Linked DNA regions of Homo sapiens: regions 2 and 3 are each linked to region 1. The links are chromatin loops, found by intact Hi-C in ENCODE. Cell type or tissue: MCF 10A. All regions are shown on one strand. Each heading gives the region's core, and the rest is flanking DNA. Links, peaks and the distances in the headings are about the cores only.

The links. A loop is a pair of places that touch in the nucleus more often than their neighbours do. Peaks named below come from ENCODE experiments on the same cell type or tissue, not always from the same donor. Only the 100,000 strongest peaks of a DNase experiment are listed, where the experiment ranks them.
Region 2: it touches region 1 in a loop (3-fold over the local background); 7 of 110 quality-filtered maps call a loop at or near these places.
Region 3: it touches region 1 in a loop (4-fold over the local background); 12 of 110 quality-filtered maps call a loop at or near these places.

The regions. Positions count from the first base shown.
Region 1 is chr11:129,273,935-129,284,977 of GRCh38, reverse strand. It overlaps LOC399975 (a long non-coding RNA gene), which reads left to right and starts at 1,814. Exons shown (of 2, transcript NR_145484.1): 1 at 1,814-1,952. LOC124902791 (a long non-coding RNA gene) reads left to right here. Exons shown (of 2, transcript XR_007062950.1): 2 at 1-18. It also overlaps a transcript of ARHGAP32 not described here. RefSeq lists an enhancer at 1,446-1,947. In MCF 10A, for the core only: a CTCF peak has its summit at 5,512; a DNase peak (open chromatin) is centred at 5,357.
Region 2 is chr11:129,217,054-129,228,096 of GRCh38, reverse strand. It overlaps a transcript of ARHGAP32 not described here. Among named protein-coding and RNA genes, the nearest start is that of ARHGAP32, 30 kb to the right of the region's middle. In MCF 10A, for the core only: no CTCF peak of the experiment used is centred there; a DNase peak (open chromatin) is centred at 4,256.
Region 3 is chr11:129,136,884-129,147,926 of GRCh38, reverse strand. All of the region lies in intron 2 of ARHGAP32 (Rho GTPase activating protein 32), which reads left to right. Among named protein-coding and RNA genes, the nearest start is that of ARHGAP32, 50 kb to the left of the region's middle. RefSeq lists an enhancer at 3,986-5,185. In MCF 10A, for the core only: no CTCF peak of the experiment used is centred there; DNase peaks (open chromatin) are centred at 1,516, 4,406 and 5,646.

The DNA.
Region 1 (11,043 bases), core at 1,946-9,945:
CCTTTGGGGTTGGGAGCATCACTGAGTAGAGTGCTGATTCAGGCCAAGCTTGGAGGGAGGAGTGGAGCATTCAATGTGTTTACAGTAAAGTGTGTGTGTGTGTGTGTGTGTGTGTGTGTGTGTGCGCGCTTATGAGTAATAGCAACTTCTCACCACTGTCACAGCCACCAATGGGAGATTTAGCTTCCTCCAAGTCACCTCAATTAAACATACGCTCTAAATAAAGCAGCATGCTTGCTGGAGACAGAGCTTCAAAAAGTCCCCTAGATCTCTTTCTCCTTCCAAACATTTTGCTGCCCTGAAGCATGTCATATATAGAAATGTTATAGTTGCCTCTTTGTTCATTCATTCTTTCAAGGATCTCCACATTATATTGTTTGATAAGAAGTGGAATTAATACTTTACACAAATGCTTGCATTTCCGTGCTATTCCTTTCACTTCCTGATCATAGTGCACTCTGACTATAAAATGGATTACGTGTTGTTCCTCCTAATGCTTCAGTATATAGAGCCTCCCATGGTAGGTGATATACTTGGGTGACTCTACAGGTTGCTTCGCGACTTCCAAAAGTTTTTTCTGATAATTTTGGAAGTGCTGCATGATTTAGAAATGCTGATTCACTTCAGTCTTTAGACACATTGAAAAAATATATTATTTCTTCCTCATTTTCAAAATATTACACAAAGAAGTTTGGAAAGTAATAATAATCACTGTTCACTTGCAAAATTCCTTTCTTCTAAAACATTTTTATAATAATTAAGTCATTCTATCTTTATGATACCCAACTAAAGAGGACAGCGGGCAAGCCCATTTTACAGATGGGAAAACAGATGTTAATTGCCTTGTCCAAGACTACATAGTGAGATAAGATAAAAAATGAAAGGGAAACTTGTCCTCCTAAAATTTATGTTCTTTCTCACCATGGTGATTATTTCAGTTTGGATTGAGAAGCCAATTCATATAATTTGGCTTTTTCTGTGCCTTTAATTTCTACATATTAAAACCTAATTGCAAGGTTAGACTGTGATTTTGTCCTACGGGCACTAAATTCCTCATGTAATATGTACCTTTCTCTGCTGAATCTTGATATTTTCTTAGATTTTCAGTATAGTTTGTCTTGATTTGACTTGCAGTGCACTGCAAATGATATAATTTTATTGTGGAATATATGAGGCTGGAGGGCTGGGGAGAGGTCAGAGCTGAAAGTACAGGAAATTTAAATTACATAATGTTACACTTTGCAATTGTTTCCACTTGTACTAAGTATAAAGATAGATCCATGGCAATACACAACAGCAGGTAAGAAGTGTGTATAAAGACTTTGCACCCTGATAGTACCATTTATGTATTCATTTGGCATAAACATACCCATTTGTGAATAAACAAAGTCCAGGCCCTCATGGTGCTTACATTTTAGGAACAGAGTCCAATAATAAATATTGATTACACAACATAATCATGTAGTGATAAGTGCTATGAGAAAAAAAAGAAGCAGAGTAAGGGGACAGAGAAGGCAGAACTATTTTATATAGTAGTAGGAAGGTTAATTTAAAAGCCAGGAAGGTGGAGTCTTCCTGGCAGGTCTGAGAAACCTCAGGAGGGAGGTGGGTGTGGCTGAGGCAGAGTGAATGGCAAAAGGTAAAAAACTGAACTGGTGAGTCAGGGCTGAAAGGACTTGAAAGGCTGGGAAAGGACTTTGGATTTTATTGCAGTGTGATTAGAAGCACAGGGCCCTGGAGTGTTTTGGGCAAGAACAAGGACATTATCTTACCAATGCTTTACAATAAATTCTCTGGTGGCTGTGTAGAGGCTAGACCGTGGAGGGGAAAAAGTGGAAGCAGGGTGATGGTTCGTCTGTCCCAGTCACCCAGGAGAAAGATCACGGGGAGGGCAGACATGGGTGTTCGTGGTTAAGAGAGAAGGATGCGATTGGCTTCCGTACCATTTGAAGGTAGGCTAAAATGAACGTGGTGATTGAAAGGAAGAGATATTTTTTGTCCTGTGATGAGGCAGACTTGGAGGAATCAGTTTTGGGTTTTGTTTACAATATGGAAATCAAAAGTTCTGTTTGAGACACATTAAGTGGGAGATATTCAAATGGAGATGCCTGGAGGCAGCAGGATATAAGAGGGTGGAGTGCTGGGGAGGGGCCAGGGTTAAAAGTAGAGGCTACTTAAAGCCTTGCTGGAGGATGCTGCCTAGGGTGGCAGTGTAGAAAGAGAACAGGAGGGGCCCACGGTCAGAGCCCTGGGGCAGGCAGCAGATAGAATCACAGAGGAGGCCAAGGACCCCATTCAAAAGTGGACATGTCAATAGGTGGAGTTGGTGTTAAGGTTTAAAGACTGAAAAAAAAAATTTCATAGGAGAATAACACAAAGTTCTGAATTACTATGATAGAGGTTCATGATGAAAATGTGATAGGGAAAGGAGAGAAGATGGAAAGTTTATCATTTCAATGAATGCATCAGGGATTAATAACATCTCAGTGAACAGCAGTACTGGTGTTCCTTAAAATGTTGCCCATGGTAGTGGGCATGGATTCCATGTTTACAGGGGCTGTTTCACGAGCGTCAATATTAGCAAGGAGTATGCTACAGACAGACAACACATCTTTTTTTGACATCTCTTTTTAATAGGGACACAATATGCAGCTGGCGCTTTGGCCAGGAAAGAATAAATAAGCAAGACAATGTCAATTGTCGCTTTGGGAAAATTCTGTGTTAAAATTCTCTATGAAACCTGGCCTACTTTCAGCAACTTTTCTCAATACAGCTGTTGAGCATTCTCAATTTGGGGATGCAAATAAGCTTCTTCTCTCTCCCTTGCTCAATTCCCAGGCCATCTTTCAAACTCAAGGTTAGGTACGTATTGCAGTCCTCTGTGTGGCTGCCCTCGTCACTGGCCCTACTTGTCTGCACCGTGACGCTGCTTCAGCGTCTAGAGGGGACTGCAATGCAACAGATCTGAGATGCCAGGAGTGAACCCAGATGCTACCTCCTGGCAGACAGCAGTGCCAAGACTGAGAAAGGAGGCCAGCCTGAGGTCTCCAATAGCTTCGGCAAGAGGGGGAATTTGTTTTTTCCCCTCCCCTCCTACCCCTCACCTTGTACATATTGAATCAAACCATACATAAGCTACACATTCAGTTATTTAACATTGGACAGACTTTTTCTTGTATAAGGAATGTTGCAATTTTTTGTGATTTATGTATTTAATCATTAAGGGTGTTATTAGGACAGAGGTAATTGATTACAAACATCTGAAACGCCAAGGGCAGATGGCTGCAGAGTTACCCAGCAATCACAACTTCCAGTTCATATGCAGGTTTGGCAATAATAACTAGGACACAGGACATTTGGACAGTGTGGCCCAAGGAGAGGGAGTGCTGGCTCAGAATGAGGTTAAGGAGCATCACCAGCACCCTTGAACTTGCTCAAACACCTCTAATCTTTGGAAAACACACATGGCATCCCTTTGTTCTCTTCTATAAACTAGATATACTACATATAAGGAGAGAAAGTTACCAAAATGTTTAGAGGCTCTAAAGTAAAATATCTGTGTCATCCAATGTATGCATAATCCTAGCTCTTTTATATATTATGTACCTCCACCACTTAACCATAAACCATTTAACATCCATTCAGCTGCTGTGGCTGACTTTCAGGGTGCGGTGGTGAAACTGTGGGATGTGAAGGATTTCTGAAAAGAATGCATATTGTCATCGAGTAGCCAAGAGACTGGGGCCTTGGGCAAAACTTGCTTCTCATAGTGACTTGGTTTTCTGTCCCACACGACTTCCTCTTGCTATCACAGGATGTTTGTGTTTAATGCTCAACAAACCCCTAGAACAACAAAAGCTACCTAATCCATACCTGTCCCTCTCTGGCAGAGATGGCTCTCTGTGGCCCAAAGATGAACCCCAGGGAATTGCTGCAGTTTGGTGAAAGAAGAGTTTTAAACTATGGCCTTATTATGCTGAAGTCGAAGGTCTCTAGTTTTTGTTCTTTACCTTGCTGTTTCTGTAGCACTTAGGAGGTATCCATGAAGACCCTTATGAATCTCAGGTGCACCTGACTATTTCCAGCAGAGGGCTGCCATGCATTTATTTCAAGTTGGCTTCTTTCAAATTTTCCCATCCTAGTTTGTGCTTCTAGGCAAATCTTCTCATTCCATCCCTTCCCTAGTACTTGTTCTTTAAAGCAACTTTGATTACACTGAAGCTGGAAGAGTGGGATTATTGTGCATGTTCACTCTCTAATTTCTCTCCAGGATGTGGTGAAATCCTGCTTCACGTATGCCCTTGACATTCTGCTAATCGCGGTCAAGGCCACGTTTTATATTCAGTGACTCCCACTGAAATGACTAAATGCTGAGTGGACCCAAATTACTGCAGTGACATTAGATGATGCAGTATTTGGCATCGGTAGACTTGAGAATAAGAGTGAATTCTGTAGGTTAATCACCCCCAACATTTATTTAGATACCAAACTGAGTCAGAAGTGAAAGGTACACGCTTGAAAGAAAAAAATGAAAATAGAACGCGGTAGAATGTCAAGATATCTTTCCTGTATTCTGTGACACAGATGGTCGTTGCAGGTGGAAGTGCTGCACCGCCTTTGGGGGCTGAACAAAAGGAACAGGGGAAGCACCAAGGGCAGTGCCATCCACAGGCAGGGGGTTCCCAGGGAGCTCCTTCCCTTGTCTCCAAAACCTCTTTTCAGTCTAGCCACGCACCTTCAGTTTGGCCACTCTTTCACCCTTTCTTGTCCTTTCTCTCCCCTGCCATGCCACTTTCAATTTTCTGGTCCATAACTCTGAATGAAGAAGCCAACTGAAGGAACTTTTAGGCCCCCGGATTCCAAATAATAACCGGGGCGCGTCCATTCTAGACCCAAATGTGCAAGGGATGGAGAGGCGAGGATCTTCCTGACTTGAGGCAAAGCCCCCTCTCCTCCGCGGCGCGGTGACAGTGTTCTGGGGGTCAGCTGGGAGTAGAGAGGAGCCACTGCCGTAGTCTCGGAGGATGCCTCTTCCCGGTGCTACTGCTGCTGCTGCGGCGGCGGCCGGTTTTTTATTTTTGCACCGCAGCACAATGCCGGGGCCGAGGCAACAGCCTACGTCGGGACCTCTCAGGCAGCGTCTCTACCCACTTCGCGTTCCCTGTCCCCCAGTCCCCTAGGGGCACCCGCCGAACGCCCCTCGGCGCCCCACCGCAGCGCACGTGCGCTCCCGGGACAACAGCAGGCGAGGCTTCGGCGCGCCCCCGCCCCCTCGGCCGCGCGCGCGCTCCGCCCGCCGCCCGCCCTCCTCGCGCGTGCTCGTGCCCGCGGCCGCGGCGGCGCGCCTCTTCTCCCCGCTGCGGGCGTCGCGGGTGCAGGAGGAGGCGGAGCGGAGGAGGCGGAGGCTGGGCGGGCGGCGGGCTCCGGCGGGGGCACGCGCCGGCCAGCTGGGCGGGGGCGCTGCGGGGGCGGCCCGAAGGCGTCAGGGTGAGAGGCTCTGGAGCCCGAGGACCCGCGTCCCCGGGGGCCGACTCCGCCGCGGGAGGGCGAGCGCGGTGCGTGCCGGAGGTGGGGACTTGGAGGCCGCGGCCCGGCGCCCCCGCCCCCGAGCCTGACGGGGCGCGAGGCGGGATGAGGCGCTGGCGCGGGGGACGCCCGGCCGAGCCCCCGCGGCTGCCCTCGGCGGCCAGGCGCTAGGCTCGGCGGCGCGGGCGGCGCTCGGCGGCGGCGGCGGCGGGCGGAGGGCGTCGGGCCCGGCCCGCGGAGGGCAGACACGGAGCGGCCAGCGGGGCGCAGGGACGCCGCGGCGGCGCGGCGGGGCCGCGGGGCTCGGTAAGGCGGGCGCGCGGGAGGGCCGGGGGCGCCGGTGACGTGGGCAGGCCCCGCGGGGAAGGCTGCGGGGGGCCTCTCTTTCCTTCTTAAAATATTCTTTTTAGAGTGAGGGTTCCGGATCGCATGCTCCCGGAGGAGCCTCTCGGTTGTCCCCCCGCCCCCGGCCCCATCTCCCCGGCCTCCCGGGGCGGACGGCGCTGCGGGCCCACCGCCTCCCGCGCCCGCGCCCCGCGCTCCCCGCGGCCTCCGCGAGCCGGGCGTTCGGACGGCGTTCTGGCCTGCCGCAGCGCTCTCCGCCCCGGGCCCAAGGCGGGCGGCAGCCGCGACTCCTGGGAGCGGCCGAGTGGGGGCTCCAGGGACACCGGCGCTCCCGGAGGAGCCGCGGGAGCGTTTCCCTCCGCTGCCCGCGGGCGACATCGCGGGTCCCGCCCCCAGGTGTGCGTGGGCCCCGCGGGGCCAGAGGTCTCTGCTCCCTTAGGCTCCCGTGGAGTTCCCCCCTCGTCTTTCCGATTGACTGAAGTTGCCGCTGCATGTTGGACGACGGTGGTGCATTAGTGCCTTTTTTCCCCCTCGCTTCCTCGCCACCCCTGTACCTTGGTTTCCCGTTTTTTGACTTTATCAAATATTTATGTTAAAGATTTTCTTAAGCAGTACACAAGAAACGGTAGGGAGAGAAAATCAGACTTGGTTTCTTAGCTTTAGTCTACCTTGGACCTTTTGTAGCTTCACCTTCTGTTTGTGAAACTTGAAGATGGAAGGAAGGAGGAGACCCAAGCAGAATGCTTGGGATGCAGTTTAATAGTCATCTTTTAGGAAATAGAATTTGGATAATTATAATTTTGATCTGAATGCAGAGTTACAATCTGTCTTTAAAATGCTTGGGGCACTGCGTGATGCTACATGGCTAGCTGGCAGCTGGGCCATAGCATTGTTGTCAGCATCTCTTTTATTTTCTATTCTTTCAGAGTTTTATTTGGCACAGATTTAGACCTTTTAAGTCAGTCTGAATGGGGATAACTTTTCTGATACATTGGTTGCTTTTGTAAACATTGTCTATGTTTGTATTTCTATTGGAAGAAGAAAAAGCAAATGGTGCTGGAGTGCGGTGGCTCTTAAGAGTCTCCACAGTTTGCTAGTTTGAATCAGTGACTGGATTTGTTGTAATATTTTTGAGTATTTATGGTTGTGACTCAATATATCCTTCCTTATTGGATACATTGAAGTCTAACTGAGAATCGATATTTGTTCCTTGGACTTGAGTGTGAAGGAAAGAGAAGCTTTAATTACTACTACAACATGACCTCAAAGTTTTTCAAGTACTCAATGTTGTGTTTTCTTTTTAATGGGGCTGTTTGTGAAGATGAGGCATTAGGATGTTGTGATTTCCATTTTCAGGAATGTCTGGAGTCTGAGTCATTCTTGGAATTGGATATATGGTGATGCTTCATAGAGCAGGTGTCTCTATGGAAATGTCAGGTTGGAATTGTGTTTAAGCCAGTTATCTTCGTACCGTGGTCCCTATAGCAGTCCGTGTATAAAGCAGCACTTTGGACAGAGACTTGTCTGGACACAGCTAAGGTGGAAGCCCAGTTTACTGTATGATCGTTCACATTGAGGTGGGTGACAGGGTGAAGTAGTGGGGGAGAAAAACATAAGTGGGACAGAGAGGAAATGTTAGTTGGAAGAACCTTCTCCAGTTATGTAACTGTTTTGTTTTCTAGGGAGAGACTAAGAACCAGCAAGACAGGCTCAACTGTCTTCTTTAGAGCCTTTGATGTTGGTTTGAATTCCAGTAGTTATGTTCCTTCTGTGTTCATTTCCTAACCTCCGTATCATTTTCCAGTCACCAAAAGCTTTTCTGAAGTTGGCCTGCGACACTAATGGCAATACATTCATCTCTACTTTCTCTCTCTCTCGGTGCTATATAAACGATGTTTTTATTGTTGCTTGTTCTCTCTTGACTTATTCAAGTGTTTTCCTTCCCAAGCTGACCTGAGTATATTATCTGCACACTGTATGTTGATCGTAGACGCATGTAATAAATGTTAAGGACTAGGCATCTGTTTTCTTCATAAGGCTGTGGTAGCAGAAGAATGAAACAAAAAGGAACTTAACATAGTTGAACTTTTAAAGAGTAAGACTAATATTCTTGAGAATTTTTCGGATTTAACCCATGATTGTGAAGTCCAATGTCCATGGAAGTAGTCAGGAGGCAGCAAGGACTTGAAGTTAGGTTGTGGTTGCAGTTCTGCCCCATAGTAGCTGTGTGACAGCGTACCTTCCTTGGACAAGTTATTTACATTTCTGAGCTTGTTTGCATTTTATAAAATAGGGATCAGAAGGCTTGCATTGTTTTTCTTACAGAGCTGTGAAGGATCAGATGATAGAAAGGATATGAAAATGCTCTGCAGAACTGTTTTTAAATATGTAAAGTATTGTCATTACGTATAAACTTAGTTACTAACCTATGTTACCTGGTAAATTGGCCTAGCAAACTCTTTTAAATGTTGTAACAGAAATTTAAAAAACATGCATATAAAGGCTGGGCAGGGTGGCTTACACCTCTAATCAAATGCTTTGGCAGGCAGAGGTGGGAGGATCCCTTGAGGCCAGGAGTTTGAGACCAGTCTGGGCAGCATAGAGAGGCCCAGTCTTTACAGAAAATCAAATAAAAACCATTAGCTGAGTGTAGTGGCACACACCTGTAGTCCTGGCTACTCGGGAGGTTGAGATGGAAGGATCACTTGAGCCCAGGAATTAGGGGTTACAGTGAGCTATCATTGTGCCACTGCCCTTGAGCCTGGTCAACAGAGTGAGATCCTGTCTCAAAACAACAACAACAACAACAAAAACAGATAAGGAATGAGAACGTGTTAGATTTCTTCTAGTTCCAAAATTCTGTGCTCTGTCTTATTTAGAAAATCCACCGGTAGTACTTGCAATTTTGAACTCTCTGGAATTTTCAATTACTTGGAGACAGATCAAATTTATTGAGACTGTGAGCTACTGCTGCTGCTGCTTTTTAAAATTTAATAGAGTCAGGGTCATGCTATGTTGCACAGGCTGGCCTCCAAATTCTGGGCTGAAGCGATCTTCCTGCGTTGCCCTCCTGAGCAGCTGGGACTACTGGCCTGTGCCAAGGCTGGACAAGACTTTGAACTTCTTTAAAGTATCAGTTCACAATACCAAAGGAGGTTACAAGTTAATGATTTGTAAGAACTGTTTAGTAAAAAATATTTTAAATTTGTCTGCATTATTTAGGGAAGGGATGGGCAAACTGTAGCCTGCAGGCCATATCTGGCCCATGGCTAAGAATGATTTTTATATTTTTAAATGGTTGAAAACAATCCAAAGAAGGATAAAATTTCATGTCATGAGAATGATATAAAACGCAAATGTCAGTGTCCTTCAGTAAAGTTTTGTAGGAACACAGTCGTTCATTCTTGGGTCTGTGGCTACTTTGGCAGTGCAGCAGCAGAGTGGAGTACTTTCATAGCTCGGCCTGCAGAGCCTCAAGTATTTATTATCTGGTTCTTTAAAAGAAAAGTTTTCCAACCCCCGATTTAGGACTTAACTTTTTTTTTTACTTTAATTAGCATATGTGCTATTTCCTATCATAGCCATTATAAGGTTAAGAATCCTGGAAAGGTACTAATTTTTGTTTTGGAGCCAGATAGACTTGAGTTCACATACCAGCTATGATATTTATAAACATTGATCCTGGACAAACTAATTAATGTCGTGGGACCTCAGAGATTTCCTTTGTGACCAGGGAATATCAGTAGTATCTACCTTGGAAGGTTGTAGTGAGGATTAAATGAAATGGTACATATTAAGGCTTAACACAATCTCTGACATACAGTAAGCACTCAGTAAGTGATAGATGATGATGATTAGAAACTCTAACCTGAAAGTATGCCTAAAATATTTTATATTACCATCACCTCCAGATTATAGAGTTATTTTCCTGAGTGTTATGCTGTTTGCTATAGAATTTTCTCCTTTGCTGAAACTTAGTTAACAGCTGATAAGCGGAATAACTTGAGAAATTTCCTGTATGCTGTAGTGTATTTTTATTAATCACTTGCTGACTTCAGATCATTAAGAATGGGTGGAAAGATACTTCTGTTTTTTATAGATCCTGATTCTTGATAATTTCCCGATAATGTTCTTAAGTTTATAAATTGGATTTAAATACCACTTCTATTTTGGTACTGGTACTGGCTTTTTTTTTTTTTTAGAAAGATGAATGAGAAAAGTCGGTTTTGATTAGGCCAGGGTTGGATAATTTTCCCCATATGTATATGTACTCTAAAGTCTTCCTTATGATTTGCATTAACATCTTTATGGCATGCTTCTCAGAGTTGAAATAATAAAAGCTAATTTTTTTTTTCTAAATAGATCTAGTTTACTATCCAGAGACTTTTATATTACACTGCTTTTTGAAGTATTTGATTTAAATTATCTTACAGTTGAGAAATTTGGTGTGCCTCTCAACTTCAAATGCTGGTTTATTAACATTAATCTCAAACTAAGAGTGAGCAAATAAAAAAGGCCATTGTTCTGAGTTAAACAAAATAGAATTGGGGTCATTGTGGCTCTTGCAGTTCTACAAACTGTACAGTTTCTTGGCCTTAGCTGATGCTTCAGTGAAGTGAGATGATCCAGAGGAGACAGGGGAGGGCACTGATGTTCCCACGCTGTCCTCGGTGGAACAGTGAGATGGAGGCAGAAGGGCTCTTCCACAAAACCAGGGAACAGCACCTGGAAAGGTGTTCTGATTATAGCACCTCAAAAAAAGTAGACCTAAAGAAGATGAGATGCGACAGAGTTTTCTCTTGAGGTTAAAAAACAAACCAAACCAGACGTTTCCTATCTGGAGAGATGAAGCTTGAGCAGGAATATTCCCCAAGGTAGTAAAGTGTAAGGATTTTATAAAGTAGATATTTTCAGTTTTACTGGACAAGGGAGGGCTAGTCTTGTATTTAAAGGAGATTGTTGTAGGACAAGTAAGAGGAAGTGAGAAATGGGTGTTTGGTTTAATTTCTCATGAGAAAAACATGAATCTGAATGTTCAGAATAGAAGTAAAATTCTGGCTTTCAAAACACAGTTGTTTTTTTTTTTTTGCTTCCGGCTATGTATCTATTTACTATTTTATTTTATATCCTGGATTATAATATACATAATATTGGAGGCTGTGGAGATGGAAA
Region 2 (11,043 bases), core at 1,150-9,149, 56 kb after region 1:
ACTTGTATATCTCTCAGATCTCCTTGTTATTAATCTCTAATTTTGTTCCATTGTTTTTAGAGAGCGTAGTTTGTGTGATTTCAGTCCTTTTAAATGTATCAAGATTGGTTTTATGACCTACCACATGTTCTATCCTAAAATGTTCCATGTGCACTTGAGAAGAATGTATATATTATTGTTGTTGGGTAAAATACCCTGTAGGTGTCTGTTAGGTCAGGTTGATTTACAGTGCTGTTCAGGTCTCTATTCCTTGTTGACCATTTAATTATTTTATCCAATACTGAAAGTGGGATACATGTCTCTATTATTGTTGCATTGTCTATTTGTCCTCTGAAATCTGTCAGTTTTGTTTCATGTATTTTGGGTGTCTGTTGTTGGATGTCTGCTACAAATTTACCTCTATCATTCTAAAGTATCCCTTGTCTCTAGTAACAGTTTTTTTCTTAAAGTCTTATTTTGTTAGATGTTAGTGTAGCCATTTTCATCTCTCCTTTTGGTATTGTTTTCATGAAATAGCTTTTCCATCCTTTCACTTTCAACCTATTCATGTCTTTATATTTAAAGTGTGTTTCTTGTAGAAAGCATATATTTGGATCATGTTTAGTTCAGTTTTTTTTTTTTTAAACTGTCAATGTAATGTTTAATTGGAATATTTAGTCTTTGTACATTTAATGTGGTTACTGATAAGATAGGATTTATTTCTGCCATTTTGCCATTTGTTTTCTATGTCTTACGTAATTTTTTCCCATTTTTCCTCCGTTATGGCATTCTTTTTTGTTAGATATTTTCCAGTGCATAATTTTAATTTCCTTATCTTGTATTTTAGTATATTTTTTGAGTTATTTTGTTAGTGGTTGCCCTGGGGATTATAATTAACAATTGAAAATTTAATTTATAACACTCTAGTTTGAATTAATACTCACTTAATTTCAATAGTATATAAAAACTTTGTTCCCATATAGTGCCTTCCCTTCCCCTTCCTTTGTACTGTTATTTCATACAAATTATTCTTTATACATCATGTACCCGTTAACCAAATTTATGATTTGCTCTGTGCAACAGTCTTTTAAATTAGGTAGAAGAAGAAAAGAAAAATAAAATATAAGCAAAAATACATTTATACTGTCATTCATACTTACCTATGTAGTTAGCTTTACCTGTGCTTTTTATTTCTTCATCTGCATTTGAGTTAATCTAGTGTTCTTTTATTTCAGTCTGAAGGACTCCCTTTATTATTTCTTGTGGGGCAGATTTTCTAACTACAAATTCTCTTAGTCTCTGTTTATCTGAGAATGTCTTAATTTCATCATATTTGGTGGATATAGTGTGTTGTGTGTCTCTTGTAGAAACATATACTTGGATCATGTTTTTTTCTTTTTTAACCATTCTGTCAATGGAATGTTTAATTGGAATATTTATCCATGTACATTTAACGTAATGACTGATAAGATAGGATTTACTTCTTCCATTTTGCTGTTAGTTTTTTATGTGTCTTGTTAACAATTTCTTTTTTCCCTTTTTTGTACTGGAAAATATTTAACAGAAAAGAATGCCATAATGGAGGGAAGAAAGGGGGAAAATGACATTGTTTCACAAGTCTTGATTGACAGTCATTTTTCTTTCAGCACTTTGAATACGTAATTCTACTGCCTTCTGGCCTCCATGATTTCTGATCAGAAACCAGCTGTTAATCTTATGGAGGATCCCTTGTATGTGATGTGTCACTTTTTTCTTGCTGCTTTGTCTTTGGATAGTTTGATTATGGTATGTAGGTGTGGATCTTTTTGAGTTTATCCTACTTGGAGTTTGTTTTGGATATACAGATTTTAATGCTTTTCATCAAAGTTGTAAAGGTTTTGGCCATGATTTCTTTAAATAGTCCTTCTGTTCCTTTCTCTCCTCCCCTCTCACTGTATGTATGCAAGTGTGCTTGATGGTGTCCTACAGTTCTCTAGGCATTGGTCCTTTATCTTCATTTTGTTTTCTTTCTGTTTTTGGATTAGATAATCTCAATTGACCTATCTTCATATTTGAAGAATTAGATAATCTCAATTGACCTATCTTCATATTTGAAGAATTTTTCTTCCATTTTCTCAGATTTGCTGTTGAGCCCTTCTAGTGAATTTTTCATTTCAGTAATTGTACTTTTCAATCCTGAATTTCCGTTTGGTTCTTATAGCTTTTTAAAAATATTCTCTATTTGGTGAAGCATCATTCTCATACTTTCTTTGCACAGTTTCCTTTAGTTCTTTGAACGTATTTAAGATAATTGATTTAAAATATTTGTCTAATACAGCCAACATCTGGGTTTCCTTAAGGTCAGTTTCTATTGATTGTTTTTCCCTCTATGTATAGGCCATACTATTTTATTTCTTGGCGTGTCTTGTAATTTTGTTGTTGTTGTTGAAGACTGGACATTTTATATAATATAGTGGGGTGGCAACTTTGAAAATCATATTTGGCTCCAGGATCCTTATTGTTGCTGTTTGTTGTTTTTTATTTGTTAGGTGACTTTTCTGTAATCTGTAAAGTTTGTATTCTCTGTGCATGGCCACAGAAGTCTGTTCAAATGGCTTTGTGGTCAGCTAGTGATTGTACAGATTTCCTTAAACTCCTGGGACCAGTCATTTTCCCAGTTTTTGCTGAGAGGCTCTTTGTGTGTGTTGGTACACTCCTTTAACAGTCATCCAGACATTTGATAACTTTGCTTAGCCATCACTTCCTTCTTGCACAGAGCCTCTGAGTCAGTCTTGTCCGGACTTCTTTGAGCATGTACACAGTTCTGAGCATACACACAGCCCTGTACATGTGAATAGACTTTGAGATTTTCAGGAATATGTCTAAACTTTTCAAAGTCTCCATGGGCATCTTACTTCTCAGTTTTTTCTTTTAAGCTTTTTCATTAGTGTATTTATCTTTGTCCTACTGCTTTCTACCATTTCAGGCAGCCACAACATTAAATAATTGCCTCAAAATACTTTTTTTCTTTGCAAAACAGGCTCTCACCCTTCACTCAGGTTGGAGTGCAGTGGCATGATCATAGCTCACTGCAGCCTTAAACTCTTTGAAGGTATCCTCCTGTGTCAGCCTCTCAAGTAGCTGGGACTACACGTATGCACCATCATACCTGGCTAATATTTAATTTTTTATAGAGATAGAGTCTTGCTATGTTGTCCAGGCTGGTCTCAAACCCCTGACCTTAAATGATTCTCCTGGTTCAGCCTCCTAGAGTGTTGGGATAACAGGCATGAGCCACCCCACCTGGCCCTCTAAATATTTTAGGCAAATGCTTGTGGGGAAGAGATTTTTTTTTTTTTTTTTTTTTTTTGCTCTAGCCAAGCTGTGAGTCAGGTCAAATAAAGACAGTCCAAGTAGCGTGTTTGAGGATGTCACCGGATAGGTTGATATAATGACAGTTCTCTGGGAATGAGGCTTTGAAGGCACTTAAAATCCGTTGGTGGCTGCCAGGCTCCTGGCTTTCAGTGGTATTATGTGTTGCTGGTTTTCATGGTGACTGTGGAGCTGCAGATCAGAGGGAAGGAATAGGGTAAGTTGAAATACCATTAAATTTGCTGTTCTTACGGAGATTCAGCTGTTTTTCTTGAAAAAATGTTCCATGGATTGCTGCAAGCTTTTAGTTAATTTCCAGAATTTTGAAAAAGTTAAGGAGAGAATTTTCAGAGGTACTCACTCTACTGTTTTCACTGATGTAATTCTTATGGCTGTTACTTAAACCTCAATAAATGTAGGTTCCTTTCCTTCACTGTCATTGGTTTGAACTACCAAGATTTTAATACATGACCATTCTGTTTTAGATATTTTACAATCTGGATTTAGATCCTACAAGCCTTCTGAAATTTGAATCTCTTGCCATATATTCCAGCCCAATTCTGAGAATTCTGCAACCATGACAGAATGTGGATGGTGTAGTGCATAGGACATTGGTGCTGACATCTGTTGTCTTTACTGCTTTCCTGTCTGAATGCAAAACCTCAGTTAATGGACAACAGTGCACTTAGATCAGCTGTTTCTTGGTTTTTATTTCATTATTTCGTCATCACCATGGAGCCTATCAGCTCTTCACTTGTACTCAAGAAGAAAGCCAACAAGTGAATTGAGTTGGTATCTTTTTATTTCCACCCTGACGTTTCTGGTACTGCTTCTTCATATTTACTTCAAGTAGTCCCAAAATGTGATTTAAGTATCTTATCTGGGCAGATGTCTAGTGGATTCTTTCTTTGGCTGAAACTTTGTTTCTGGTGAGTATCATAGACATTATTCATCTTAATTGCTTAATGTTCTTTGGGAAATCCTGGCATGTAGAAATCTCTTTGGCTCTCTCTGACAGGAGTATTGAATTTACTTTTTGTTTTGCTGTGGATCAGCTGTCTTTTACTTCTTTAGCTGTTTTTTAAAAATGAATATTTGGTATTTAAATTGGTATCTAAACCAGATCTTTATTTTAGATTTTTAAAAGGTTAGTGAAAACATCTGTATTCATAAAAGTAAGCAAACATCTTTTCCACATTTTTCTCCTAAACTATGCCAAGATTATATCTTGAAAATACACTAACTTTCTGTTTTCCCACTACCATTCCTGCCATCACCCAGCCTTCTGCCACCCCTCCCTAGAGTCTATTTCACTGCCTATTATATCCGTCCTGTGCTGCAGCACTCAGTCATGAATTGTCAGGACAAAAGGAAAATGTAAGAAACAAATAAAAGCACTCTTCAATTCCACTGGTACCACAGCTAAGCTTTATGTAGTTGGCTAATGATAAATTTTGAACTGTTTAAACATTCCAAGCAAGCTAGAGGTACAGAGTAGCTAAAATTCAGTCTACTTATATTTGTTCAGTAAGGAAGCCACTAGCCATATGTGGTTATTGAGCCCTTGGGATGTTGCTATTCTGAATTAAAATGTGTACTGTAAGTGGAAAATTCAAGCTGTGTTCAAAGACTTAGTATGAAGAAAGAATGTAAAATCTCATTAATTTTAGAATATTGATTACACATTGAACTGATAATGATTTGGATGTATTGAGTTAGACAAAATATATTACAACAATTAAGTTTACCTTTTAAAAAAGTTTTATTAAAGTAGCTACTAAGAAATTTAAAACAATATATACCACTTGCATTATTTCTATAGTATGACACAGCACTGCACTAGATCCTTGCTAGTCAAGGGGATACTGCAATATCCTTTTTCTACCCCCAGAATACAGCATCTCCCGACTCCAGCCATACTCAGTCAGAATCTGCATTTTAGTAAGATCCCCATGTGATATCTTTTTACATTAAAAGTTTGCAAACAAGAAGTATTGCACTATTAGATTGCTGCAGGATGAACAGATTTACAGGAAAAATTTTGCATAAAATCAGTTACCAGAGAGGTTGCACTTAAAGAGTACTAAAAAGTAGGTTGTGAATGAGAACAGTGACAACAGGTTTTCCCAGGTGTATTTCTGTTTAAACTCTTGGAAACGAGGGTAACTATCTTTCTCTTCTCCCTTTTGCTATATCAGTTTATTCCCTGGATATAACCTTTCTGGACCATGCAGAAATTTATTTCCTGTGAATTATTTTTACACTTAATTAGGGTGTAATTCTACTTAAAATTTGAGAAAACTTCCTGTGTCTTGTAGTGTAGCAGGGCATAGCTTTTGGCAATTAAAACATCAAGGTTGAAGTTCTCCGGCTTTTTTACTTAGTAGCGTTGTGTCCTTGGGAAAGTTGCTTAACCTGTCTGAACCTATTGCTTAACCTGTCTGAACTTGGACACTGAAGAAAAAACACTAAGATACCAGCTTTCATATACTTGCTGGTAAAACTGGACCAAGTTAATTATCACTTGGTCTCTTTGAGGGTTCTGTAACTCTTAGGTTCACTTGTCACGTTTCTTCTTGATGAGGGAATATGCTTTAGAGTAGCAAAAGAGACCAGTACTGCTTAAAATATTTGATCAATGCTGAAGGTAAATGAATGCTTCAGATGCTGCTGTTTCTTCATCCTGTTGCTCAGTAAACTCCAATAGTAGCTATAGTTGTCAATATTTCAGAAGTAATTGGTCCCACAGTGCCTATCTGCAGGATTCTTTGGGTCCTGCATATTCACAATGTCCCTGAGTAAAGAGGGCCAGTGACTCAGTGAGGTCTTGGAAGGAAAGAGAAGATTCGAGTGTCCACAAGTAACATACTGTGGGTACGTCCAGGAGGAGCAGAAAGAAAGAAGAGGGTTGGAGCATAGGGTCCCATTGCCTACTATTTAAAAAAATTTTTTTTAGAGGCAAGATCTTCTTCTGTCATCCAGACTAGGGTGCAGGGGTGTGATCATAGCCCACAGCAGCCTGGACCTCCTGCCCTTGCCCACTATTGGCCTCAGCTTTAGGTTGAGGCTCTCCTCCGGAAAGCCTGTTTGTCCTCTACTGCTTGTACTCTTCCTCATTTCTTCAGTATTCACCATTGCAGGATGGGTGCAGAGAGCCCTGGAGTTTCTGGGGCGCAGCTCAGGACTGGGATTGGTTCCACTCATCTCTGCTGCCTATGAATTTTTACCATAAACACACACACACACACACACACACACACACACACACACACACACACACACACACAGTAATGACAATTACAAAGCTTGTTTCGATTGTAATGGGGTTTTAGGAGGGAGCAAAATTAAAATGCATATTTCAGCCCACCCCTTCCTTTAGAAGTCTAGTTCATTGTCTGATTTCTTTTAAATTTGTTCTTATTCATTAATAAATAGAAGTTTGTGATGTTTAATTGACATTAAAAGTTCTATTCAATTAAAATGGATATGGTGGTTATCTTATTATTGTCTTTGCTAGAAACTTTGCCTCCTTAAAATAAGACTTCATGGCTTCGCATAGATTTTATTTTTGCGGGCAGTATCATTTTCCAGTTTTCTTTATATCATACTGGGAAAATTATGTGTCTGAAAATATCGGTGTCCTCAGCTTCCAGACATTATTTCTTTCATTTTTTTCTGTAGACTTTTTTTTTTCCTAGTTAGAATATATAGCATCTTCTGAGCTGTATTTGAAACATCGCTTCACATTAGAATCACCAAGGGAGCTTTTAATAAATAATGATACCCTCTCTTTATCCCTAGAGAATCTGGTGTAGTTGGTGAGATTCAGGTTTTGGTATGTTTTAAAGGCTCCTTAGGGAATTGTAATGTGTAGTTAGACTTCAGAACTGTTGTGCCATTGAATTGAGTTTAACCTGTAAAATAGTTGTAAAAATGAATAAAATATAACTTGGAGCAAATATGTTACCATTACAGAGTCTACACAAAAACAGTTACTAGGCTTTAATGTAAGAGAATCACCTACAAGTTCTTAAACAGTGCGGCTTTCTGAGTCTTAACTAGTTTACTAGTTCTAGAGTGGAGCCTAGAAACCTGCATTTTTAATTGCTTTGCAGGTCATTGTGATGCAGATGGTTCACAATCCACTGCATCAAACCAAACTGGATTCTAATCAGAGGGTATGTGTTTATTGAGGAATCTGTATCTTCTCATGTTGAGAAAACTTGACCATGGCAAGTAAAAATTTATGTATTCTCCTGTACTTGGGGAATATGTACTCTACTTAGGTTTTGGACAGTTTTTGAGTGACCTTTTGTTTTCTGTTGTACTGATGCATTAAAGCTAAAATATATGTATTTTTCCATTCCCCCTTGCTTCCAAAGTTTATTCACGGATTTTCATTGTTAGTATCAGTCACACTTAGAAAAATTCTTAGTTCTGTGCCGTATACAGACCCTTCCTTTTGCCTTAAAATTTAACTGTGTTGATTTATCTTTTTTTCCTCCCACATTCTCTGTGCTCCTGGACACTCCAAATGGTGAATAAACATACTGAAGGGATTTAAGCTACATTATCTCAGTTAATGATATTCTGGTTTAAAAAAAGTTGATCCATTCTGGAGAATGTTTCAGATATAGGGAAAACATATTCATTGTTAAGTGATCTGGTCTGTCTGATCTAGTTTTCTAAAGTAATTTATGCAAGTGCTATAGTTTCAGGAACCTCATTTGCCCAAAGTAGAATTTCTTCTCACTTTTTGTCCTTGAGCTTTAGGGTAGAGAAATGTGTTTGAAAACTGTATGGCCAGGTTTTATTTTTTCATGTCAAGATGGTTATGGATTATTCTGCTTGAAGCCTGGCAGACTAATTATGTGGGATTGAGAATGAACATTGTGTGTGTGTGTGTGTATGTGTGTAGTTAATGTGAATATTAATAACCTCCAGATGTTATTTTTGTTTGTAAGTAGGAGCATGTCTCTACTTTTTTCACTCTGGGAGACAATTGTGTGGCAGAAAAAGTGCTCTTGTGAAAGCGTCAGGCAAGAAGTCTTAAGTGCTTATCTTTATGCATAGTATGCTAATGTTACTGAAATTATAAAAAATGAGAAAAGTTTGAAAAATTACTGTAGAAATATTTCTGGGCCAGAAAAATAGAGACTATGACCAGCTAGTCTGAGAGATTGCCAGACAGTGTGATTTTTGCTGGTTTGCAAGACTTTAGTTCTCTACTCTTGTGTGCTGCTTATGTGAAGCATAAATTGCATGACAGATCTCAGAAACAGCCAAAACATTAGTTTAAATTTTCTCGTTTATCATTTGTGAGGATAGGAATACTAGAAAAGTTACCAAAAAGGTGTCTCAGCTTGAACTCAGTAAAACAGAATGGAAGGAAAAGATATGCTTTGTAAATTCATAACCATTTTTATCATTGATAATTACAACTATCTCAATAGCATGGATAAAGAATGAGAGAATGATTTTTGTATATATAGTCCTAGGTACTTGCAACTGAAATTTGTATTTATTTCCTGATAGGAAAAAAGCACACCTTTCAAAATAAAGGTATTTCTATTTGAAATAATGCCCCAAATGGGAGAAGAATTCTAAAAAGTCAGCGATCAGGTTCTCAAGATCATAATCTGAGGTTGAAATCTAATTGAATGCAGCACCTCATCCCAATGTGGCCCAATGGCTGGTTGATGTAGGGTGGCTGTCTCTCTTGCCCTTTCTCAATTCTGAAGGGCCATGCTGACTTTAGTGCTCCCTGAAGGGTTGGCCGTGGCTCTCATTGGGTCTGCAGTGAAGTTCATCTGTTCAACTTCTTTCTTTGCTCAATTCCTGTTTCTTCTCCTCCTTACAACAGATGTTCTTCTCACCCGCACTCCCTCATTAACATTCTACTTGACAAATGTGTCAGAGTCTGCTTCCTGGAGAATCTAACCTGCAGTATCCACCTTGTGTTACTATAAGGTTTTACTTTTTCATTGGCTAGGCATTGTCATCCTGAATAGTTTTGTTGTTGTTGTTGTTTTTTACATTCAGCACTGGGTGGAAGTTCTCCAGTGCGTCAGACGCTTTCATTTGGAAAATATTTTACTCAGGCTCCTTTCCCCCGTTCTGTCTTCCTTTGGTATGTATTCTGTCCCTTTTCTGTCTCATCTCTCCTGCCTCCTTTTATAGTTCTGACATTGCCATTTATATTAATATCAATTTATATCTGAGGAGATCAGGGAAGGGTTCTTAAAGGAGATGACACTTGAGCTAATTTAGGACAAGTAGGATTTTGTGTAGGGGGCTTTGTGTGTGTGTGTGTGTGAGATTAGCTGCAGTGGGAGATGGAATGCATTGAAGGTGTAGGGAACCATCTCTCTAAAGAACTTGAAACAGCTTGATAAACGTGGAGAGTTATAAACAGTTCCTATGACTGACAGAAGAAACAATGTTAAGTATAGAAGGACCAGGGCATGTTTATCATTTGAGGAAGTTTGCACTTCATTAGCAGTGGGCTACTATCGATAAGTTTGTCTTATGTTCTCAGGATCAGCTTTATAATAAACAGATATTATTTAACGTATTTAATATTTCACAGTATATTTAAAGTCATGAAATGATATTTAAAAGGTTTTGAATTTGCATAAAGCTAATGACTTAAGTGTCAACAGATTTTAAAAGTAGATATCACAGTTGGTTTTGATGTTTTACCTGAGTCTGCACAGTGACAAGAGCAACTTACAAGCACTGTGTAGTTGGTACTGTGTTAAGTCCATTGTGTACATTGTCACGCTTAATTCTCCCAGTGTCCTTCTCAGTTTGTTCCTATTAGTCCAATTTTGCAGGTAAGAAAATTGAGGCCTATGTTAAGTAGCCTGCCCAGGGTCCCACAGTAATCACCACGTTTGGGATTTGAACTTAGGTTTAAACTCACTACCAAGCTAGTGCTTTTAACTATTTTGCAAAGCTGACTTCAGTGACGTGTATATGTCTATTTCTTTGACTGGTGTATTTATTTCAAAAATTAGAATAATCCTTGAGGAGTATTTCAAAACTTGTTTTCTTAGTCATTTCTTAAATAAAAATCTTCAGAAATCAGAAATGGAGAATAGACAGTACTGAGCTTTTTACTTTGAGTATATTTTTCTAGAGGAGGTATAAAGACATCTCAGGCAGTTCTGTGATTCATGATATATAAATTACAGAGTATATATATACATGGTTATAAAAGTTAGCTCTAGAAAATGCTCATAGAAGAGAGATATCTTTTATACTGAACTTTTAAAAAATAAATACTGCCTGGGATTTAACATCTTCCTACCACTTAGGCAGTGTTAGATTTTGGCAAGGCATACCCCTTGGCATGACATGGCCCCAGGGTGACCTATCTTGCACTACTGTTGTGTATCAGTTTCTTCATTAACCTTATATATGGTTTGTGTTACTGTGGTGGCAGCTTAGTTTTCAGAGCATAGACCACAGGTTTCTGGATTACTTATAACAATAGCTAACAAGAAAGGGGGACATACAGGTTTTGATATCAGACAGGGTGAATTTAGAGCAGAAAAGATTTAAAGAGGCAAAGAAGGAGGTTTACAGTAATAAAGAGTGCACACTGATTATTCATGCTCCAAATAACATAGCATTAACAAACATAAAGTCAAAACTATAAAAAATAAGGAAAAATAAATTATTGGACAAAGCAGTAGCCAAAAATTAAGT
Region 3 (11,043 bases), core at 1,361-9,360, 140 kb after region 1:
TCTTTGTCTCCCTACTAGGTTGTGAGCTCTTTGAGGAAGGGTAGGGGTCATCTTGTTTTCATTTTATTGAAGGATAAAGTTTAAAAGAGGATATAATCATGACTCTCATAGAAATATAGAATGAGCACAAGCCAAAGATATTTAACTCATTATTAATGAAAGAACAAGTCAGTTGTTAAAAGTGGTTCAAAGGAGAATTCAAAAATTACCATACTCTTATAGAGCAACCATTCTAAAATGCATGCATATGGATGTAAATCTGGCAAAACTGTTCTGTTTCACTGGGTACAGTTTGCATTTCTGTGGATAGGAATGATCTGTATTACTCTCATTTTTCTATAAGGCAAGTTCCATCTCTGCAGAGTTGTAAAATAGCTGAATCAAAAGACAAACAAAATCCCATACGCCTATGGAATCAGGCAATCCTCAGAGGTGCCAGCATTCCAGGGAAAGAACATTCAGTAACTTTTTTTGCCTCTTTTTCAATCCCCTACTTTTCCTACAATTTTTAAATCTTCAGTAAATCTGTATTGAATTTACTGAATGGAACAAAGGTGACATTAGTATTTCATGTGATGGTCTGTTTACTCTGTATTAAAATGTCATATGCTGTATACATATGAAATTACTGATTTCACTTCTGGAATCCACAGTGAATTGTCTAAGCACTTATGGAAAATACTATTTATATAATACATTTTAACATCTCATTATATTCTTATTTTATACTCTTATTAATTTCTTTATGTGTAAGCTCCTTGAGGGCAGGTGCCATAATCTTTCTTCTATTTAAAAAAATAAAGCATCACTCTGAATAAATAAGTGCAATGCTAGGTTGCAAAAGTGTGTAGTGAATGATGAAAACAGTATAAATGAGATTAGAGCCACAATTTTACTACCATTTCTCTCAAAAATCATACTGATTTTAAGCAATAAGTAAGTTAGGGACCCTTTTTTCTCAATAATAATCTAAGTGAAATATAACTTTGAGAGTGAAATTTTTTATTTAGGGAGCCCTTTATGGAGTATTTACACTCAATTCCATTTGGTTAATTTTTTAAATTACTTCAGAGATAAAAGGGCTTAAGTATTACATTTTTATTGATTTGTGTTATGACATCAGAATATTAGTTTTTTAATAAACATATCTAAAAAGGAGCTGGAAATTTTGGAACTTAAAAATTTAAGGAGTTTTATATTTATTATAGTCATTTAAAAATCAAAACAATGGTAAAAACCTAAAATGGGGCTCTATCCTTTTGTAATTTATGGTTATGTACTCTTCATAAATCTGTAACTAGATTCAGTATTTCAAGAAATCTAATAAAATGCTATAGTTTTTCTGAATTACTAAAAGTAAAATATTTACAGTTTACAGTGAGATTGTTTATCAATTAAATATTAGGCTCTTTCAGAAAATAAGATATTAAAATTATGAAGAGAAAGAAACCACGGAGAGTACTGAACCCTGTATATACTAATGTATGTGTAGCATATACAATGTGGATATGCTGGTGATGATTCATGTCCTGGCCAAGACAGAGCATAATACTGCAAGATTTCATTGCACTATTCGAAATGGCACACAGTTTAAAGCTTATGAATTATTTCTGGAATTTTTCATTTTACATTTTTGGACTGCAGTTGACTGTGGATAACTGAAATCATAGATAAGGTGAAATTTAGACTGGTTCTTTTTAACCCATCAACTTGTAAAAACATTTTCAATTTGAATAAAAGAAAAAGTATTTGCAAATGTTTTTTAAATCAGTATCCTTAGCTCTTTTATTCCTGTGTGATGTTTAACTGTTTATTTTGATTTATGAGTGAATTTTAATTCAGAGGACCTAGTGATGTTTATCATCTCAGTCTTTAAAAGCGGAATGTTTTATGTTATGTTGCTTTGTGAACCATCACAAATGTAACCATTGATTAATATGCAAAGCCCAGGTTTTGAATTTTTGCCAGTTTGTTTGGAGCTCTTCAGTAAACAACTGTTAAGTCTGTCTCTATCCTATCCTCTCCCGTGGTACGTCTTCTCTGGCTAAAGATTCTATGACTTCTCTGGCTAAAGATTCTGTGACTTCTCTGGCATGAATCAAGTGGTATTAATTATTGAAGTTATTTAATACGTTACTGAGAACTCTGATAGTTGGAGTCTATGAAATTGATAATTTTATAGGTCAAAATTTTAACAATTGGCAGTTTCATAACGTAAGGCCTATAACCGTTTGAATTGTTGAACCAATGCTTAAGCATGTGACTATTGTTAATCATTAAACTGAAAACTATATTTCAAGCATGCTCTTTAAGTTGTTAGGTGATCTGGATGTTGCTTTTACTGATATGATTTGTTGTATAGCCTTTCAAAAAATTTTTAAAACTTACAAGATATTCAAGGAAAAAACTACATGAAACATGCAGGTGGAGGGACAATGGTTCTTCTAGGTCTTACTTGGAGTGTCATGGTGGTCTAGGATCTTGCTATTTCTTCCTTTATTAGAAATTTTTCAAAATAAACATCTAGTTTGTGGTCTTTCTTTTCTTCTACCCTTCTTCTATTCATACTCTTTTCCCAGAATTTATATCATTTATATTTATAATATATCTTTAAATATTGCATGCACATTTTTACTAGTAAATCTAATGTACACAGAATTCAAGTGTAGAAAGAGATCAGTATCATTTTCTAGCAGCGCTGAAGACTGACAATAACTTACCATAATAAAGTACCTGTAAAGGTAAAGTTCTTAGAGTTTCATAGGAACCTTTGTATAAAATGTCTGGTAAAATTATATACATTGTTGGAACCCTGTATTTTTAGCGAGCCTTCTGAATTTAGGAGTATCTTTAATGATAAGGGACTGAGATGAAGGAAAGGATGAATCTCAGTTATAGAAAAGTATAACATTTAAAAGCTTTGCTAATATGTAAATGTGTTAATTTTAGGTTGATTAACCAGCTGTTGCCTAGCAGAGGAGTTGTGATTATTATGCTAATGGTGCTTTCTAATAGTTTTTTCCAAATTATTTTAAATATCGCCTCCGAATAATTTTTCCCTGTGGTTAATTGGCTCTCTGAGGAGATATTTTCTAGAAGTGAAGTTTAAGGCAACACCCTTGCTGCAGAAGAGCTAGTTTTATAATCACTTTCAGAAATCATGTTTTTTCCTTCAGTCTTCTCATCCTGTTGTTCCCACTCAAAATAGAGAATTGAATAAGAATAGTGATACAATTTACCCTTGGGGCTTATTTGATGGCTATTTCTGTGTTTGTGAATTACCAGCTACTGAAATTTACCTGTCACCTTCTTTGATTCCTGTTTCTGGTTTTTGGCACTTCCACATTGGTGGTGCTAGATAACACATGGGAGGATGTGTTCCTGAGCCTGGTCTGTGGTGCCCAGATATTAAGACATTAGGAAATATTCCCCATTTAGCACTATTTTTAGTTCAGAGCTCTTGAGTTTTCTTATATGTGAAGTGTTTTTTTAGTAAAATTGCTAGGCTGTTATCAAGTCTGATGGAGGTGCATAACGCTGAAAAGAATTTTGAGAGAAACCACTAAACAGCATTCACAGATTCGATTTAGAAAGTGTCTGTGTATTTTAAATAATTATTGCCATATTCTGTGGAGACTCATACCTGAACTCACAATATATAAACATGTAAAAGCCTAATTATTTTTTTCCTTAGTACTGTACAGTGATGATTTTTCTAAGGACCTGCAACAATTTTGAATAAGTAAAGAAAATTGTAGTTTGTTTTTAGCATTAAGTCTATTTTGTTATATCAAAATTCTTTTGCGGATATTCACACATGTAACTCAGTTATTTGAATTCCTTGTGACATACTTATTTTTTAAGAATCACTTTAGTAACATTGTTGTTCAAAATAATATAACACAGTTTTAATAAATCTATCTTTCTGATGGTACAATAGTTTCCTTCCATCCAAGGGGAATATGTTCCAAGACCCCCAGTGGATGCCTGAAACTGCAGATAGTAATGAACACTATATATACTGTGGTTTTTCTAGTACATATGTACTTGATAAACTTTAATTTATAAATTAGGCACAGTAAGAGATTTACAATAACTAATATAAAACAGAACAGTTATAATGATATACTGTTCACAGTTTCATGGATAGAAGGTTCATTCTTCCTGTAGATCTCAGCAGCCTCAGTGTATGATTTCTTTTCTTTCCTTATTAAGTTGAGAACTTCACCTTTTCACTTACAGAAGCACTTTCCAGCTCCTCTTTGTCATATCCATGTTGGCAGCATCACTCCTCTTGTGCTTTGGGGCTATTATTAAGTCAAAGAAGCGTGAGTTGAATACAAGCACTGCAATACCATGAGAGTTGGTCTGGTCACTGAGATGACTCCCAAGTGAGTCACCGGCGGGTAGTCCACAGTGTAGATGCACTGGACAAAGGAATGATTCATGTTCCAGGCGGGACGGAGTGGGGCGGTGCGGGACTGTGTGAGATTTCATCACATTACTCAGAACTGCATGCAGTTTAAAACTTATACATTGTTTTTTTCAGGAATTTTCCATTTAGTATTTTTTGACCGAGGTTGACCATGGGTAACTGAAACTGTGAAAAGTGAAATAACAGATAAAGGAGGACTACTTATTGGATTTCCCCTACATTGTCTCTGTTCTTTTTAAGAAAGGGGACAATACTTAGACCAATGGTAAAATCTTCTAAAACATGTCATTTCAGAAATTCATTATGTGTGTTTCTTATGGTTAAACTGCAGGAAACTGGCAGTCCTGTTTGCCTTTCTTGACAGCACAAATTTTGTATCAAAATCTCGTTTATTCAGTTGATTATATATATATATATATGCAGTTTTACCAGCATATAGACAGCTGCTATTTTTTTTTCTATTTAAGAGGCCAAATTTTTTTCCCCTTCATCACTATATTTTAAGCAGAAATGATATTTTTGTCACCATTTCAAGAAATATTTATAACATTAATCTAAAGCTTCTGTGACCTCTGTCAAATTCTGACTACAAATGATAAAGATAATACAATAAATAAAATTTGAATCTGTTAAAAAAAGTGAAAAGTGGCAAAAAGTCACTTTTTCCTCAGAATTATTTTCAGATGCTTTTTGTTAGCCTTATACAGAAAGAACACTTTGATCAAGTCTTATTATACTTTCCCCATGCATATTTTAGTGGTTTTTTTTTTTCCTTTAAGAAAAAGAGCAATCCTGGTCCACTTTGATAGCAGCATATACTTAACACTGATTGCATTTTGATGTCCTTTATGAATGTGTATTGGGTGATATTATTTCTGATTTTCCATGGCAATTTCAGATGTTTTATTGTTCTTAATTATTAACTACTCATTTTGATTAGTAGTTTGCCTTTCATGACAGTACAAATTTAGTATTGAAACCTTGTTTATTCAGTTGATCTCATGTATATAAATATACATATGTATGTTATTTGACTACGGTGCCTTGTCAAAGTATGAGAGCGTTTTATGTAAATGAACCTGTACTGTATATGTAATTATGTCTGTACTGTTCAGTAATTAATGTCATAGATCTGGAGTTGGGACATCCTACCTTCTGTCTGCTCTGTTCTCTACTGTAGGAGGCCGATCCTGGCAAATAACATTTCTCAGGCTCCTTTGCCAGCAGGCTTTTGGCTCGGTTTGGCAAATGGGAAGCACACGTGGAAGACAGGAGGGCGGAAAGAGGGGAAGAGCCGGGGTATTTCTTCCTCTCTTTTTCTGCCTTGAGAGGGGTCTCCACTACTGTTCAGATAGCTTATATCAGATAACTCATAATTTGGTTCAGTGATTAACAAAAAAATCTTTTTTACTACTATAACATGGGCAAATTTCTTCATAGAAGCATTTTTATTCTTGTTCTTTCCTGACCATAAATATGAATGCCTAGCTTTGCACATTGTAGTTATATAGATTATCTAATCTCATTGATTTATGACAGGTTGTTTTACATTTGCAAATGGTTGCTGTAAGTAATACGCAGAGGAGGAAGAAGCTAGCTTGTGACTTTCTCTTTCTCTCTTTCCTTTTTCTTTCCCTTTATCTCTTTTGCCCTTTCCCTTGTAAAAATAAAACATACAGAAAAGTGAAAAGAAAAAAAAAAGAGGCTTTCCCATAATCCTATTTCCCATGGTGGTGAGATTATTTTGGTATAGGCTTTTTACAATGCAGAGAGTTTTTTTTTTTGATTTTATATATTTTATTTTTAATTGTAATAAAATACACATAGTATTTACCATCTTAACCATTTTTTCTTTCTTTTTTTTTTTTTAATTATACTTTAAGTTCTAGGGTACATGTGCACAACGTGCAGGTTTGTTACATAGGTATACATGTGCTGTGTTGGTTTGCTGGACCCATTAACTCGTCATTTACATTAGGTATTTCTCCTAATGCTGTCCCTTCCCCATCCCCCTACCCCATGACAGGCCCCGGTGTCTGATGTTCCCTGCCTTGTGTCTATGTGTTCTCATTGTTCAATTCCCACCTATAAGTGAGAACATGCAGTGTTTGGTTTTCTGTCCCTTGCAATAGTTTGCTCAGAATCATGGTTTCCAGCTTCATCCATGTCGCTACAAAGGACATGAACTCATCCTTTTTTATGGCAATGCTGAGAGTTTTTTAACAGAACATCCGTATAAGCACATTTTTCCTTATACAAATGTCTTCAAATGGTTAGTTTCAAAGAATATTGCTTTGGGATATATTCTCCTTTCCCATCATGTCTGGGAATATGATTTTTAAAATAATTATGGACAATATACAATTTTATATTTCCTTGCTTTTCCATTTAAACATAAGCATTCTACCTGATTATTAAGGTGCTGTGCAGTGCAGGTGAAACTTCATATTCCCTATTGTATATTATGGGAGTTGCCATAGGTAAAGGAATTGGCAGTTTCACTGGAAGGAAAATATCTCTGAAAAAGACTGGCTAGTGGACACAGTGGTAGACACCTTGGAAGGGGGAATTAAAAAACGTTGCCATGGAAAGGGAAAGGAATTAAATTTTCCTCCCTTTAGGGGGAAAGAGTGTTGTCTTGAGAACTGCAGAATGGGATGTGGAACAGATTGTAGACTTCACACTTAAAATGCAAGATTGCCAGGGAGATAGGAGAGCTGGTTATTGAACTGTGTCAGATCTGTGTACCTCCCTCCAGTTACCTATCTCACCTGCAGAATTTGCTCCTTCCTCTAGGATTTGCCTTCAAGTGCATAGCTTACTCCTTTGAGGAAGCCTTAAGAAGGTGGTTTGGGATGGTACTGAAGTCATTGCATTCAATGGGGTCCTGGGAGTGCTGGGAGGCAAAAGCTTCTGAGGCTTTACATCCCAAGTCCTGGGAAAGAGTTTTACTTCCATGAGAGATAAAGGAGCATATAAAATCTGAGAGCACTCAGAAATTCCTAAGGTCTTAGATGTTGTTAGTATTTGTTTTTTGTTGAATATGTATAAGAAATTATCACAAGCTTAAGGGCTTAAAAGAATACCCATTTATTATCTCACAGTTCTGCATGTTAGAAGTCTGGGCAGGCTTAACTGGGTTCTCTGCTCAGGGTCTCCTAAAGCGGAAATCAAAGTATTGGCTGGGCTGGGTTCTCATCTGCAGATTCTGTTGGCAGAATCCAGTTCCTTATGGTTGTAGATCTGAGGTCCCTGTTTCCTTGCTGGCTGTCATTGTGGGAGGTGTGGTGGCATAACTTTTAGGGGCTGCATGAATTCCCTCTCATGTGACCCCCTCAGGCTTCAAAGCCAGGGGTGGTACTTGGTGCTTCAAATCTTTGACTTTCCCTTCTGCTACCAGCTGGAGAAAACTCTACTTTTGAAGTGCTCATGTGATTAGATTAGGCCTATCCAGATAATTTTTATATTTTAAGATCGACTGACCTGGGATTTTAATTACATTTGCACCCTCTATTCTCAGCAGTACCTAGATTGATTGAACAACCATGGGGTGGGAATCTTGGGGGGCAAGGGAGACCCTCTTTAGAATTTTGCCTACCACAGTCTTACATGTTTTCTCTGGTATTTATACTTCATAATATATTTAACGTGATAACATTGATATATTAGTTTGTTTTCATGCTGCTGATAAAGACATATTCGAGACTGGGAAGAAAAAGAGGTTTAATGGACTTACAGTTCCACATGGCTGGGGAGGCCTCACAATCATGGCGGAAGGCAAGGAGGAGCAAGTCATGTCTTAACATGGATGGCGGCAGGCAAAGAGAGAGAGCTTGTGCGGGAGAACTCTTTATAAAACTGTCAGATCTCGTGAGACTTACTCATTATAACGAGAACAGCACAAGAAAGACCCGCCCCCTATGATTCAATTAATTACCTCCCACTGGGTCCCTCCCATGACATGTGGGAATTGTGGGAGTTACAATTCAAGATCAGATTTGGGTGGGGACACAGTCAAACGATATCAATTGACATTTGTCAATGGAAATTACAGATATTTTAGAAATTTTAATTTCACTAATATACCATAAAATCGATTGGGCAGGGGAAGCATATATATAATCTGTTGTTGTTGATGTTAAATGAAAATGTTGATAAACATATTTAATGACTATACAGTAATAGGACATATTATTGCTGTTTAATTAATAAGACTGAGTTTTGTTATATATTTTTCATTTAGATTAATACCTTTATGATGAGTTTTGCTTTTTCTTTTTACTATTATTTTATAGGGAATTACTTAACTAATTAATATGGAGATTCCCAAATTACTTGCCAAAAGGGTTTTATTAATTCATATTCTAATAAGTAATGTTTAGCGACTTTTGTGCCATTGTTTTCAGTCTTAGAAAGTTTTAAAATATAAAATTTTGATAAGAGGAAAGCTATTTCTCATTGTTCTAATTTTTTATTTTTAAAACTTCATTGTTTCTGAACTTTTTATATGCCTGTTTTAGACATGGTAGGTTTTGTGATAAAAATCCAGTTCAAATTCTGTGATTAACACACTATGCAAATCTCTTCTTTCTTGGTCTCAGTTTCCTCTTTACAGTGGAATGTCTAAATGAGTTATCTTTCAACTCTGTGATTATGTTGAACATCTCTCAATACGCTATTTTGTTTTCTTAGTTAAAAATTGGTAATACTCATTGGTGTTCTGTTAATACCTGTCAGTATGGAGTTTATAGTGTTTTGAAAGGGTTAGACACATAAATAATATGGAGAGGATGGGCTTGTGGTGGGGCTGAATGTAGAAGTAGCCAGCTTTGTGGTTCTGTATCAGAACACAGTGTGTTAAACTACTTTTAAGTCAGTTTACAGTTACCCAGTCAATATTAGCACTTTGAATATGGGACCAAGATAACAAGCTATTTGAAAGATTCTTTAAAGGGTCTGTACAGTGGAGGAATGGTAGAATATTTTTTTGGATTAGGAAACAGTGAAGTAGACAGAATAAAACATTGCTAATTCCTAGTTTTGCAAGTTTTCCATATCAAATTGTATTTTCCTGAAATGGATGAACTGTTCTCTATGTGGTTTAACTGGTTCAGATTATAGGGATACAAATATTTCCCTTGTTAGAGATGCTCTACTTTTTAAGACGGCATTGTTCTTTTTTTTTTTTTTTTTTTACCAGTAAGGGTATACTTGTGGCTTATATTAAGCTTGTGGTAAACTATAGATCTCAGATCTTGTTACATGAATTCTTGTCAAACAGTTTGCTCCCCATCCCCATACTTATATAATTGAATTTTGAATTTAAATTCAGGGCTTCAGTTTTTATTATTGATAAACTTCACATTCATTTGGTTTGTCTTGGCAGCTTTTAAAAATCTCTTTGAATTCTGTCACTCAGTTTGTGAATGTCCATTTCAGTTTTCTTTTATCTATAAATTTGATAAATGTATGTCATATATTTTAATGTGCTTTTATTAAAATGTTAAGAAAAGAATAAAAAAGCCCTGTGATATTCTACCTCCTTCCTGCTGCATGTTAATGTACAGTAATTGACACTGAACATTCTTTAGTATTTAATCAGCTTCAAATTTAACTGTATTAGTATTGAATTCTCATTTTATAATCTTACACACGTGTATCATAAAACACTATATGCTGTGCCATAATCAAGATTTAATACATCATCTGCATGTGACTGTCCACTGTCAGTCTAGCTGCCTTATTTAAACACACAGACACACACCCTCAAAAAAGAAATGAATATGGGTTTCTCCTTAATTTCTTCGATTTTATATTTGTATCTCTTATGATTAAAACCTTAGTTTTTAGTGACATTAACAACTATTTGTTTGCTTTAATCGTCTTCTTTTAATAGTTTCAGAACGATAATGTCACTATTCCCAAACAGTTTGTTTCCTTTCATCTCTAGGACATATCCCACTAGGAATATATTATTAGTACTTTTCTTCACTGTCATTTGAGGTAATTGTTCTCTGTGTGCTTAAGGTACCAACTTATAATTAAGTTCATTTGTTTTATTTGTTTTTTGATCTTAGGGATTGCCCTTTCATCCCATTTTAATTTAATTTAATTTAATTTTACAAATACTTATAACACTTACATGACCCCAAAATCTGAACTACAAAACTGAGACATTCAGAAAAATCTTCCATCCCTATCTCTTTGTTCCCTCCTAGGTAAGCATCTAAATTAGTTTTTAGTTTATCTTCCCATTTTTTTTAAGTGTAAGAAAACACATATATATATTTTTATATTTACAGTCTTTTAGTTAGAAGGTAACCTGTTTTTGTACCATGCTTTTTTTTTTCAGTTCATATATACTGAAGACTACTTCATAGCAATAAATTGAAGTATTCCTCATTCCTTTTATAGCTAAGACTATTCCATTGTGTGGATGCAATATAGTGTATTAAACTGTTTTCTTATTGATAGACATCTAGGTTGTTCTCACCCTTTAGTTACTAGAAACAGTCCTGCAGAGAATAACCTTATACTTATGGATGCATATGGCATTTTGTACTTTTGTCAGTATAAGAAGAAAATGGTTTAAAAAAATCAGTGTTAGT